Linked DNA regions of Homo sapiens: region 2 is linked to region 1. Evidence: read pairs that join two places in POLR2A ChIA-PET (ENCODE). Cell type or tissue: Panc1. All regions are shown on one strand.

The links. Peaks named below come from ENCODE experiments on the same cell type or tissue, not always from the same donor. Only the 100,000 strongest peaks of a DNase experiment are listed, where the experiment ranks them.
Region 2: POLR2A ChIA-PET joins it to region 1 with 13 read pairs; 4 of 35 experiments call an interaction of 5 or more read pairs at or near these places.

What each region holds. Positions count from the first base shown.
Region 1 is chr17:30,531,878-30,534,377 of GRCh38, reverse strand. It overlaps the pseudogene ALOX12P1. Among named protein-coding and RNA genes, the nearest start is that of GOSR1, 56 kb to the right of the region's middle. In Panc1, no CTCF peak of the experiment used is centred here; no DNase peak of the experiment used is centred here.
Region 2 is chr17:30,645,455-30,647,954 of GRCh38, reverse strand. It overlaps LOC105371723 (a long non-coding RNA gene), which reads right to left and starts at 911. Exons shown (of 4, transcript XR_001753096.2): 1 at 593-911. RefSeq lists a silencer at 1,810-2,104. In Panc1, no CTCF peak of the experiment used is centred here; no DNase peak of the experiment used is centred here.

The DNA of each region.
Region 1 (2,500 bases):
TTAGCACAGTGCCTTGGGTACACAAGTCCTCAAATAGCAGCTGTTATCATTACCTCTATTATTTCCACCTTGAGTACAGCTGCCCTTTAAGAATCAGCCCCTTAACGTTTGATTTTTTATATACCTCCTCCATCATTCACATCCTTATAGCTTAAACTAGCCTCTGCTTATTTTCAAAGCTGTTCCTCCAATCTCTGATCATCTTACTCTTATTGTTTATATTGAAGTGGTGTTGAGTACGGTGGCTTCAGTCAGAATTCATGGAGCAAAGCCAAGCTATTCTCATCAAATCTTCCCTGGCCCCCAGTTAGATACTATTAGGTTTCCTCTTTCCTGCTTTTCTTTGACTCTTAAAAAAGGGGTCCCTGATTCTCGCATTCATTTTTTTATTCTTAACCTATTTGGGGCCAAACATGGTGGCTCACACCTATAATCCCAGTTCTTTGGGAGGCCAGGGCAGAGGATCACTTGAGGCCAGAAGTTCGAGACCAGCCTAGGCAACACAGCAAGCCTCTGTCCCTAATTAAAGTTAAAAATTAGCCAGGTACACAGGTGTAGTGGTGTATGTCTAGACTAAGCTACTCAGGAGACTGAGGCAGGAGGATCTCTTGAGCCCAGGAAGCTGAAGCTGCAGTGAGCTGTGATTGTGCCACTGCACTCCAGCCTACGTGACAGAGCAATACCCTGTCTCTAAAAAAACAAAAAAAGAACTATTTTGTTTTCATTTTCAACTGGTTCATATGCAGGATTTATGCCATTGGTATCTATCTAAGGTCTTTAATGCCGGACACACGGGACCGGCCCAAAGAATACTCTTGAGGCAAAGATATCAAAGCAGCTCACGTTGGCTTGAACCTGGAAAACTCCATGGAAAGATGGTGAATGTCATAGAAAACCCAAAGTCCAGATGAAGTGGGTAGATACCCAGGATAAGCAACTAATAACAACAACATGGAGTGAGTTGGCTGAAGGTAAAAAAAAGAATAAAAAATAATAACAACATACCCAAGGATAAACAACTAACAATAATAACATATTGCTACATAGTAATAGGAAAGACTCACCTATCGCTCCTATTTATCCTGAGTCACACTGCCTGTCCTGTCGTTTAATCCCTTAACAACCTCACAATGGAAATTCTGTTATCTCCATTCAGAGATGAGGACCCTGAAACACACACCTGTTAAGTACTGAGGACTCAGACTCCAACAGTCTGAGTCCAGAGCCTGCACAGGTCACTTTTATGATATTTGTGGGCTTAGCCCTCCTCTGTGTCTTGACAACAACTCAGCTGTTTGCCATAGGAGGAAGTGGTTATGCGAGGGAGATGAGTGAACAGAGGGCTGAACTAGTGAAGGGGGATTCTGAGATGTGAGAGTGGGCTTAACCTATTCAACCTGGGCACCAGGTGGTGAGGCAAAGGCAGCATGAACGCAATCAAGTCTAAGATTCCATAAAGTATATTAATGCCTACCTTATCTATGTTCTCTCAGACCCAGAGGGACCACAACTAGTAATAGCCAGATTTGGGGGTGGAGGTGGTGACCAGCAGCAGAAACACAATCCAGCTGTCCTGCCTGCCAGGCGCTCACTTGCATATCTTGCCAACTCTTCGAACTCCATGCATCTAAAACAGAACACCTCATCTTTGTCCCCGAAACTGCCTCCTTCTCCTGACTTTACTGTTTCTGACCACTGCTCTGGTTCATAAGCTTATATCATTTTGCTCCCTTTTTCTATATATAAAATGTCATAAAGATTTTGAAAACATGTTTAAGCAAGCACAAGTTTTACTTTGCTGCTTTCTGCCTCGCAATAGATAGTAGACTCACTGTTTTGTAAAATGTTAGTATTTCTAGGGAAGTACAACATGCCCCCCGTAGGCTCCTAGGTGTTGAGGAAGCTTACATCTCCATTCCATCTTGGACACAGGCATGCTGCAGCTACTCTTCCCCCATCACCACGTATTTGATTTTTCTCTTCCATCCTCCTGTCACTGCCATGCTAATGTCTTTATCTACCTCTCTCCTTAGTCAGGTATGAGAAACCCGCTGGGCTGCTCGCCTTGCCCTTTGGTCTTCTACCTAAAGACTCCCCACTTGTGGTGGAACATTCTCCATAGATACTATAGTGATTACAGCTATTTCTCTTCATCTCAAACTCTGTTTCTAGATTGTGGTAGTCTGTTTTGCATTGCTATGAGGGATTATCTGAGACGGGAAAATTTACTAAGAAAAGAGGTTTAAGTGGCTCATGGTTCTGCAGACTGTACAGGAAGCATGTTGGCATCGCTTAGCTTCTAGTGAGGCTTCAGGAAGCTTTCAATCATGGTGGAGGGTGAAGGGGGAGCAGAGCAGGCACGTCACATGGAGAGAGGGAGCAGGAGAGCAAGAGCAAGAGCAAGATCTCTTTTAAACAACCAGATCTCGTGTGAATTCAGAGTGAGAACTCACTCATTATCAGGAGGACAGCATGAAGCCATGACCCAAACACCTTCCAC
Region 2 (2,500 bases), 110 kb before region 1:
AGCTGGTCTTGAACTCCTGAGCTCAAGCAATCTGCCTGCCTAGGCCTCTCAAAGCAGTGGGATTACAGGCGTGAGCCACAACGCCCGGCCAGGATGTTTATTTTCTCATTATTTATTTATTGTAGAGATGGTGGTCTCCCTATGCTGCTTAGGCTGGTCTTCAGGTCCTGGGCGATCCTTCCGTCTTGGCCTCCCAAAGTGCTGGGATTACAGGCATGAGTCATGGCGCCCGGCCTTGTGTAGATCTTTAAAAGGTACCCCTTCCTTGCTGGGTGCCGTGGCTCATGCCTGTAATCCCACACTTTGGGAGGCTGAGGTGGGCAGCTCACCTGAGGTCAGGAGTTCGAGACCAGCCTGGCCAACATGGTGAAACCTCGTCTCTATTAAAAATACAAAAATTAGCTGGGCGTGGTGGTGGGCGCCTGTAATCTCAGCTACTCGGGAGGCTGAGGCAGGAGAATTGCTGGAACCTGGGAGGCAGAGGTTTCAGTGAGCTGAGATCGTGCCATTGCACTCCAGCCCAGGCAATAACAGTGAGACTCCATCTCAAAAAATAAAATAAATAAAATAAAATAAAATAAATAAAAGGTACCTCTTCCTCTGGGCAGATGCAATGTGTGGTGAGGGGAACAGATGATGTTAGCTTCTGCTCTAGCCTCTGTCTGGCATGCTTGTGCAGTGCGCAACTTGCACAACTGTTCTTGGCAGTACTGCTACTGTCCCCCATCTCTTGAGTAGCTCAGAAGGTGGGGGGCGCTGTGAAGACCAAGTAACCAGAGGCTGGACCTCTACACCCAGGTGTTTAGAGGGCCAAACCCCAACCTCTGTGCCCAGCTCACTGCTGGTGAAAAATCTGCCAAGGAACTGGACTGTTCTGGTGACACCCCAAAGACTCCCCTCCTGGTATCCCCAGCAGTGTCTCCCTTGCTCCTCCGGACTAGTGGTGCCCTCGCCTTCCCCAGCCCCCTCTGCACGTTTCCACCCAGCTAGGAGTCCCACACTTGCCTGCTTCTCCCAACCTTCTCTCTCTCTCTCTCTCCAGCACAGTGGCTATTTTTATTTTTCCTTCTTATTAAATTTCCAACTTCTGCAAACACCATGGCCTCTGCCTCGCCGCGCCCCCCAAATTCCCTTAGGGCGGATTTGATTCACTTGCGTTTTATTAACAGATTAAAAAAAAAACCCGCTGCTGCCACCACAATGTGACTTTCTCCGCTTTCCTGGAGGTTTAGGGAACCGAGGAGAACTGGGCTACAGGATCCCCTCCGGGTTTAAATTTGCCCTCCTCCCCACTCCCAGGGACCTTCCCATCACAGCCTGAGCGGCGAGGTCGGGAAGGGGCTGGGGAGTGAGGTTGGATCTCGTTCTGGGTTTAGGGGGGAATGGGATGGGTGTCAGGCCTGATGCGGTTCCCCCAGCCAGGGACTCGTCCCAAGGCGGAACTGGAAATTAAGAAAAAAAAAAAAAAAAAAAAAAAAAAAAAAAAAAGCAATCCGTTGGGAAGCCCCGCCCCCGCCTCGCCCCCCACCCCAGACCCTGGGTGCTAAACGCTTCGGGTGGGAGGGGCAGCCTCGGGGGTGGGGGCTTAGAGTTGGCGCCTCCCACACAGAGCTGGGGTCGCCCCTACCCTCTCTCTCTTAGGATGGCTGGCAGGGGGCCTTGGGAAGGTTTGCCACCTACCCAAGCCCGGCTCGCTCAGTTTTCTTTCCTTCTTAGGACATTCTGATTCCGGTGCTGACTCCCAGACCTGAGAGCAAATTGCTTCTTCATGCCCCGGGGTGTTTTCCTCCCCTCAAGTCTTTTTTTTTGTCAGTCGCCATGGCAACCAAGAACCCAGCTGCACTATACTTCCCTGGGATACAGGATGGGGGTAGGGGGTGATGGGGAAACTAACTGGGTCGTTTAGGCCAGGACCTTCCTACCCTCCTCTTTGCCCCCTCTCTTAGTCCTTCACCCCTTCCCCACACCACGTGGTCCAGCCTTGATTGACAAGAGGGCAGGTTGTGCCTGTCAGGGTTACCCATCTTGGTGGTTGGGCCACAGCTTCCTTCTGGGTCACTCTGTTCTGGGAAGGTCCTTCATTTGGCCCGAGGGCTAAGGCTCCAGCTGTCAGTGAAATCCCTTTCCCCTTCCTTTCCTCCACTCTTTAGTCCCTCAATCAGGGTGGGCTGGTACGGTTGGGCAGGTTGGACACTGCACAAGGGGACACTGAGTGTGTTCAAACTAAGCTCCCGATTTCCATTGCTCCCTTACTCCATAGCACACTACAGACTAAACTCTCCTCTGCCTTACTGACACCAACTCTCTGTTTGCTATCAGGAGAGCCAATGATTTCAATAAAATACTTCAGTCCTGGTCACACCCCAATGCAGAGCTGAAGAAAGGAAGTCCAGTCGGGAATTTGGGGCCTTGAACAACCCAAGCCACAGCTCCTGTGGGAGCTTAGAGAGAGAGCAAACCTGGGCAGAAAGAACTTCTACAGAGGGCCGGGCGCGGTGGC